2 separate regions of the Homo sapiens genome follow, and region 2 is linked to region 1. Evidence: chromatin loops called from intact Hi-C (ENCODE). Cell type or tissue: CD4-positive, alpha-beta T cell. All regions are shown on one strand. Each heading gives the region's core, and the rest is flanking DNA. Links, peaks and the distances in the headings are about the cores only. Region 1 overlaps FAM210A (family with sequence similarity 210 member A). Region 2 overlaps LDLRAD4 (low density lipoprotein receptor class A domain containing 4).

What was found. Peaks named below come from ENCODE experiments on the same cell type or tissue, not always from the same donor. Only the 100,000 strongest peaks of a DNase experiment are listed, where the experiment ranks them.
Region 2: a loop joins it to region 1, with 2.8 times the contacts of the local background. A loop is called at or near these places in 51 of 110 quality-filtered maps.

Annotation. Positions count from the first base shown.
Region 1 is chr18:13,720,527-13,724,925 of GRCh38, forward strand. All of the region lies in intron 1 of FAM210A (family with sequence similarity 210 member A), which reads right to left. Among named protein-coding and RNA genes, the nearest start is that of FAM210A, 3.8 kb to the right of the region's middle. In CD4-positive, alpha-beta T cell, for the core only: no CTCF peak of the experiment used is centred there; no DNase peak of the experiment used is centred there.
Region 2 is chr18:13,560,177-13,564,575 of GRCh38, forward strand. The region is part of intron 4 of LDLRAD4 (low density lipoprotein receptor class A domain containing 4); the gene reads left to right. Among named protein-coding and RNA genes, the nearest start is that of MIR4526, 49 kb to the right of the region's middle. RefSeq lists enhancers at 2,294-2,343, 2,394-2,813. In CD4-positive, alpha-beta T cell, for the core only: no CTCF peak of the experiment used is centred there; DNase peaks (open chromatin) are centred at 2,495 and 3,395; H3K27ac peaks cover 466 bases.

The sequences.
Region 1 (4,399 bases), core at 230-4,229:
GGTGGAAGGCCCCTGAATATTTGTTGGATTTCCCACCCTCTGACATGCAAATGTCATACCAGTAAGTCTAGAGTAGTTGTTTCTTCTTGCCCACCAGGTCCAATCAGCATAATGTCATCAATGTGATGGGCCAGTATGATGTTTTGTGGAAGGGAAGCACAATCAGGGTCTCTATTTGTTTGCTACAGCTGCTGTAATAGAGAACCACAAACTGAGGAGCTTACAAAACAGAAATGTACTGTCTCCAGCTCTGGGGTTAGAAGTCCAAGATCAAGGTGTCAGTAGGGTTTGTTCCTTCAAAGGGGGTGAAGAAGAATCTGTTTCATGCCTACCCCCTTGCTCCTGATGGTTTGCTGGAAATGTGTGACATTTCTTGGTGTTCCTCTACTTCAGTTTCATATGGCATTCTCCCTGTGTGAATGTCTGTGTTCAAATTCCTCCTGTTTATAAGGACACCAGTTGTGTTGGATTAGGGGCCCAGCCTACTCCAGTATGACCTCATCTTATCTAATTACATTTTTAACTACCCTATTCCCAAATAAGGTCATACCCTGAGGTACTAAGGGCTAGGAATCCAATACATAAATTTTTAGAAGACACAATTCAACTCATAACAAGATCACAGAGATCTTGTTATGACATAGTGTTGGAAAGTTGACATTCCCGAGGTAGGACAGTGAAGGTGTATTTTTGGCTTTGTTAGTTGAAAGAAAACTGCTTTTGGTGATCTTTACTAACAGATACTAAGACAAAGCACTCAGCAGATCAATAACTGCATGCCAGTTACTAGGGGATAGGTTCTCAAGTAATGAAATGACATCTGGAACAGCAGCTGCAATTAGTCACTACTCAGTTAAGTTTATGATAATCCACTGTCATTTTCCAAGATCAATCTGTTTTCTGCACAGGCCAAACAGGAGGGTTGAATGCGAATATGTCAGGAATCATCACCCCTGCATCCTTAAGTGCACTCATCTCTGCAATTCCTCCTGGAATGCGGTATTGCTTTTGGCTTACTATTATTCCAGGAAGAGGCAGCTCTAGTGGCTTCTACTTGGCCTTTCCTACCACGATCGCCCTCACTCCACAAGTCGGGGAACCAGTGTGGGGATTCTGCCAGTTGCTGAGTATGTCTATACCAGTTATGCATCCTGGAACTGGCAAAGTAACCATAGGATGAATATGGGGACCCACTGTGAGGAGAACCTGGGTTAAACTTCCATTGACCACCTAACCTCAACAAGTCCCTACTCTGAATGGCGGGCCAAAATGACACTTTGAGTGTCCTGGAATTAGTGTCAGTTCAGACTTAAGAGTTCAGTAATCTGTGAGAAGTCTAATTATTTCCTCTTCTCCAGTGCACACTTACCCTGATAAGCCATAGGTCCCTTTGGGAAACCTGAGAAAAAAATTAACGGTATAAATTCTTAGCAGCGCAATGGGGTCCTTCCTCAAAAGGATCCAGCCTCCCCTCAGTCAGGGGGTTCTGAGTCTGTAAAATGACTCAAATCTGGGAACTGATTGAGGGACCATGACTCTTTCTTTGGTAATTAAAGTAAAGCTTCCATTCACTTGACCTAGAACTCTTCTGCTTATAGAGATCAAGTCAGAATTCAGTAGACTGCCCAACGAGTTCTCTTCTAGGGACACCATGACCACCTACCCAATTAGGACCCCCAAGTCAGGCTGTTCAGATTGTTGCTTTGACTCCGCTGTCCCCCATGATGGCAACACACCTACTTACTCTTTGGTGATCACATAGCCCCTGCCATCCTAGATCCAACCATCCCTGCTGCAGCTAAGGACCCCCAGTCAGTGGCAACAGCTCCCACTGCAATCTCTGACCTGAAGAGAAAAGCAACCCCAGAGCTCTTCACGGATTCCTGAGGAAAACCGGCAATGTCTTGCAAGGTAACTACCTCAAGGGAGGTCATTACAGGTTCTTCAGGCAAAGCAGAGTTAACCTCCTCAGAGGTGGAAGAACTGCTTCTACTGGCAAAAAAGAGTGAGTCAAATTTAGGAGTTTAACATCCCCAGCTTCATCAGGATGTTCCCATATGGCCCTATTCCAAATGTGCAGATCCCATTCCTTCCCAATCAATGCCCTCATTTTAATAGCAGACCAAGGTGAGAAGGGAATTCAGTTAGCACTGTAATTCAGCCACCTACAGGATAAGACTCTGGATTTGGTTTTCACCAACCTCAGCTCTGTAGCTACAAGAGATACGGGTTTCTTTAGGGCAGACACAGAAACTTTTCAGGTCACTTATGTGGAGCTTCAATCGGGAATTTGAAGCCTTAAGCTCCCCTTTTCTTTCCTTTCTTTTTTTTTTTTTTGAGACAGTCTCACTCTGTCACTCAGGTTGGAGTGCAGTGGTGCAATCTCGGCTCACTGCAACCTCCGCCTCCTGGGTTCAAGCGATTCTCCTGCCTCAGCCTCCTGAGTAGCTGGGATCATCCTTTTCTTTTCTCACTTTACCCAGTACAGTTAAAAGCAACCAGCCTATCTTATTGTACTCATTAATTCGATTAAAATGTTCTAAGGTATCAAATACCTGATCATTCTGAATCTTGTCTATAAGCATGAGTGGGAGTATCTAATAGTGATCTTTTGCATATCTTTGTTGCCATATCACACCAGGGACTATCAGTGCCCTCTTTTCTACAGGGAATACTCATTACTGCCTTTGAATCTGATCAGTTTGGAAAACCAATTCCAGAAACACTATAATCAATTCAGAAAACTCATCCTTAAGATTCTGCTCACTAGAAGCACTCTCAGCACCCAAATTTGAATCAGTCAGGGCTCTACAGAGATACAGAACTGATAGGAAAAAATATATAGATGTAGATAAAAACATAAATATCTTCATCTACATATAGACAGATACAGAGATATTGGTATTTTAAGGAACTGGCTCACACAACTGTAGGGGATAGCAACTTCAAAATGTGTAGGGTAGATCTACAGACAGGAAACTTAGGCAGGAATTGATGCTGCAGTCTTGAGGAAAATACTGTCTTCTTCAGGACACTTCAGTTTTGGCTTTTTTAGCCTTCAATTGATTGAATGAGGTCCACCCACATTATTTAGGGTAATATCCTTTAGTTTAGGTCAACTGATTATAGATGTTAACCACGTCTTCAGAATACCATCATAGCATCAACCAAACTAGTATCTGATTAAATAACTAGGTATTATAGCCTAGCTAAGCTGACATAATAAAACTAATCATCACACACAGTATTACTCAACAAAATCTTATTTTCAACTGAAGGAAAAACCTTTTAAACAATAATATTTTATTTGTTCCAGAAAGACAATGAAATTTCAGTAGGAACACTTTCCTGAGTGGAACAGAGGAAAAGTCCTTCATCCAAAACTATTTGGAGGAACAAAGCTTCCATGAACCACCTCTCTTCACAGAACACTATCTTAGGAAACTATAACATTGTTTCTACATTTTTAAAACAATCTCTATGTTTCAAAAATATGATCTTCAACTCTACAACAGAAATCACACTTTAAAATTATACCTCTGAGAGAAGTACTCTCACTTTCTTACAAATGGGTTGAAATAAATCCTGCAGGTCCTTTCCTTGTCTTGGTGGAGCTCACATTCCAGCAAGATAACATCCTTATCTAACTATTTTCTCTCGGGACATCATAACCCAGGCATTAAGAAGTATCAAAACACTTTCTGAAAAATCTACTATTTGCTAGGCAACGTCCAGTTCTGAGTATGATCTTCTAGCCAGCACTGTTTCATTATTAGCAGAGTCTGGTCAATCAGCCAGACTGCCTGGGTCCAAATCTTGATCCCACTACTTAACAAGCTGCATGATCTTGGCCAAGTTACTTAACCCTCATCTGTAAAACAAACACTCATAACTATACCACTGGGTTCGGTTAGAATTAAACGAGTGCAAATGAATAAAGCACTAACCTTGGCACCTAAAAGGTACTCGAGTATTAGCTATTATTATTTTAATGTCCAGAAAACCAGAGATTACTCAGGCAATAATGAGGGAAAAATAACACCAATGGTAACTTTAAAATCATTTTTATCTGGCTCATTTACTTACATTAACTGCTTTCAAGAATCCTTCCCCTCTATTCTCAAATGAATTTACACAACTTCTAGTTAAGTTTTATAAAAACTGAAAAATGTAATCTCTATATATCCCATCATCGTGGAGTTTTCATAAACACATAGTTAAGAGGCTTTTAATCTAATAACTTTTTTTGTTTTGTTTAGTTTTTTTTGAGACAGTCTCGCTCTGTCGCCCAGGCTAGAGTGCAACGGCGCAATCTCGGCTCACTGCAACCTCCGCCTTCCGGGTTTAAGCGATTCTCCTGCCTCAGCCTCCTGAGTAGCTGGGATTACAGGCACGCGCC
Region 2 (4,399 bases), core at 110-4,109, 160 kb before region 1:
GGAATTGAAGCCCTAGAGGGTGTCCCCCTGCTTTTGGGTCTGTTGGCCTGAGCCAACCCCATCCTCAAAACACCCCAGGTGAGACTGCTGAAGGACGAATGTGCACAGCCCATGTCACAAGGAGTCTGTCCGGCTGCTCACCTTTTCTCTGACTTCTGAGCAGGTGTTTGGAAGCTGTAGGTAATGGCCCAATCTCAGAGCCCAAGGGGATTCGGGTCTTTCCCCTGCAGACTGTGCTGCTGTCCTTGGTTGGTCCTTGAAGGGACCTGCATCGTACCTGAGGCTCTGTGCCAGTGGGGATGACGGGGGCTGATGTCTCTTCCCATGGGCTCCTATGGATTTGCCCTTCAGATGACCTGGTAGGGCTCTGAGTGACTGACTTAAAGACCTTCATAACGCCAAAGTGGCAAGATTTTGGAGACAGATTTGTGTCTCCTCATCCATGATTTTTGACTTTAATCTTTTCTGAGAAGACCAGAAATCAGAGAGTTTGTCTTCTCAGCCTCTCTGTGAAAGGATCTGCTGAGCTCAAGCTTCCCTTTTCAGCGTCAGCTTTTTAAGTTGAGAATAATAATTAAAGAAAACTCCAATCTCAATTCCAACATCAAGTGTCCATGAAGCTGTAGTTGTTGCTGTGGCTGAGAAGAAAGTAGAGAACAGAGTGCAGACCTGCGGTTGAAATGACTCTTGGAAGGGCTTGCAGGTGACCTGGGAGCTAGCAGGTGCCTAACACTGTGGCTCTCTTGGCACAAAACAACTTCAAGCCTGTGTGAAATAAAGGAAAACCAGGAGCCTCGTTCTGATTTTTATGGAGACACATCTGTGTGACCTTAGGAAGGTCTCCCAAGAGCTCTGGGTTTGTTTCTTCCCCTGTGAATTGGCTTATGATGTGTCACTTGGCCTTACAGGTATGTAAAGCTCCCCAGTTACCAGATCTTACTGTCTCAGGGAACATCCTGCAGATATTCAGGGCCCACACTGGAGCTATTCTTCAGGTTCCACGTTTGAAAGGTTGAAAGGCGTTAAGAGCGTGACATGAAATGAGTGGGTGAATTTATTTTTAGGAAACAATATATAGGTAATTAGTTTTGGAAATGGGCTTCCGTTAACTTATCACCCCTTACTCTTTTCTGGGGCATCATCCAGTTATTTTTCCTCAGTCATAGAATTTGGGGCTTTTGAAAATGTCTCTTCGAGAAATAGACACACACCTTGCAACTCCTTAAGATCTTGCCCTTGTAATTAAATTTTTGAGCACCATTTTTATATAGGAGTAAATGAGATAATTAAGAGATATTTCAAGAAAGAGAAGTATATGAGAAAATAAATGGTTTCTGCTGCGTGATTAAACACTGCAGCTGAGACCTTGATGAGCAGTCATTTGTTGGAAGTGTACTTCATCATCGGGAGTGGTGTCCTGATTATCGTTCAAGAAACATGTTGGGAGAAGGCAAAGACGGACGTGATGACACCTGTGCAAAGACGGACGTGATGACATGTATGCCGAAGCGTGTCTTGACTCAGTGTAGGATTGATACCAACATCTCTTGGATGTTGTGGGATATGGAGCATTAAAATATACAATAATTTATGCTAGTGGTGCAGTGTAATGAGGACTTGCTGTGAATCTCAAATCGATTTCGGAGAAGCTGAACCTAATGTTTTCCTGATTGTCAAACCCTCCAGTAATGATTATAAATAACCACTGTTTTCTTTATATTAGAGAAAACCTAAAAGAAAAACCAAACATGTTCAACAATGAGCAACAGTACAAAAGAAAAAGTACAAAGTCTAGCATATCCAATAACAATTATTAGCTAATTAATTTTACTTGACCACCTGGTGTTGGAGGCATCCCTCTCCTCTCTGGCATGGTAGAGTGAGAACTTCCTGGTCCTATAGATCCAGGCCCAAATCGTGGTCCTGACTCAGTGTTTTTAAGATAATGTGTCCTTGGACAAGTTGCTTGATGTCTCTGAGTTTCCATTTCCTCATCTGTGAAAGGTGATCATCACACCTGCTTTTATAGGTAGATGTGGCTTGCTGTGAGGGTAAATGACAGTGCAGCTGTGTTTGGTAGAGGGACTGTCATGGAATCACCATCCTTGATCCCGGTGACCCAGACTGGCCACCTTGAGGCTTTGAAACTCTCAGCCAGCTCTGCCAACCTACATCAGTGAGACCTCAGCCTGCCTCGTTTCTCCACTCCCTTAACTAGGTCCATTACTTTGAAATTTGTTATCAATGAATTTGTTTACATTTTTTAAATTTTAATATATTTAATTGACAAAGATTGTCTCTATCCTGTGTATACAATGTGATTATTTGATACATGTATATACATTGTGGACTGATGATGACAGTCAGGCTCACATGTTCACCACCCACGCGGTCCGTCAGAGCCTCAGAACTTGTTCATCTTATAACTGAAAGTTCGTACCCTTTGACTAACATCTCCCCATCGTCCCTAATGGCCCAGCCCCTGGAAACCCCCATTCTACCCTCTGCTTCCGTGAGTTCCACTTTTTTAGATGCAACATGTGAGATTTAAAAAAATATCCAGTGAAGGCTGTCGATGGGACATTGATGAACCTGGGGGCTATGTGAGCTCTGGGCTGGCGCCTACCCCTCCCACCCAAGGAATCTCTGCTTCCCGGGCTGTGCCCTCCTGTGTGATCTGAAGTAGGGAAGTGGTATACTAACTTTTGGAAACATTCAGCTGCCAAGTTTCCTCTGCTGCAGGCTTTAAATAGATCCAACTGAGAAAGGAAGGTAGAGCTTGAACCAACTGCCACCCTCTATATAGAGACGGTTGTCGCCTGGTCTAGTGTAACAAATAGAGTTCTTTGTTAGAAGAGGAAAGAAACTTAACCCCTCATTTCCCATTTCTGATGATTTAGGGACAGACCTGATGGTTTACCAAAGATACACCTGAAGCTTTACTATTTCTTGTCACTCTATATTTTTTAGTAAAACTTATTTTTATCTTTGGAGATGACAGGCATCTTTGTTTTAGGGATAACTAATTATGCCTGTAGAGAACATGAGCATGTTCACAACCCCCAATTAATCTTTAACCCAGAATCCATAGAGCGTTTTTTAGGCTGACAGTTAGACCCAGTTTAATTGTGGATGGATGGTAGGATTCCAGACACTTCAGATGAAAATCCATCCAGCCATGCCTGTGGATGCCCCTTGGAAGGAGGTTGGAGCTTGGGCCACTGAGAAGGTGGATATTGCATGTCCTGACTCCCCAGATCTGTTTACACAACAGCGATTTTCCGGATAGAGTAGCACAAGGAAGGAAGTGAAAGGGGGATAGTCTTCATTTGCGGAGGGTGAGTCTAGGGAGCAGAATGGACATGTTCTGCAGCTTTGCCATGTGACTCCTTTCAGCACAACAGAAAACATACAGGGCACAGAGCTTCCTTACTGAATGCCTCAATGGTCACGACATTAATGCGTCAGCAGGACTGGAGGATGGCAGCTAGGAGTGCTGATAAACGGGAGGCTCCGTCCTTCTCATACATCAATAAACACTTAAGTGCCTGGCAAATGCCTGGCCCCACGGGAGATGTAGAAGCCACAAGACCGACCCCTGTTCTCAAGGATCTTTAAACAGATGGCCTCTAAAGGCCCCTCAGTGATTCTTGAGCTATGGTTTAAACCCCCACAGCTAGGTTAGAGCTGGGCCATTTTCTTTTTAAAAAATTATTTTTATTTTGCTATTATTTACATTTTTTAAGAGAGTCTCTCTCTCTCTCTCTCACCTAAACTGGAGTGTGATGGTATAATTATAGCTCACTGCAGCCTCAACCTCCTGAGCTCAAGTGGTCCTCCCAACCCAGCCTCCCAAAGAGCTGGGACCACAGGTATGCACCACCACACCTGGATAATTGTGGTTTTTTTGTAAAGATGGGGGTCTCACTTTGTTGCCCAGGCTAGTCTTGAACTCCTGGCCTCCCAAATTGTTGGTATTATAGGCGTGAGTCGACAGGCTCCGGCATAGGCCATTTTCAAACTCCCAGATTCTCTCCCTTTTGATGCTTTTTGCTGATAATTATAGAAATTTTACTTTCCTTTTTCCCTCCTAAATGGAGCAGTATTCTGGTTTGGAGGATGGCTGCTATTCAAGTAGTCCTTGTCAGAAGCAAGCCTATGTTGTTGTATCTAAAGGTAAATTGCACATCTCTGGCAATTTTCCTTGCCAGCGCGTATACTGAAGCCATCCCCAGCGCTCGCCTTTGCCAGGTGGCCAGGCCTCAGGGTGGGGCTTGCTTGTCTTTCCCCTCTGCTAAGACCTGCATACTTAGTGCTCTGAGAACCTTTCCTCGCCTCACCTGCTCTCCTTGGTTTTTCTGTTTTTGAGAATGGAAAAAGTTCATTTTTGTGTTCCCAT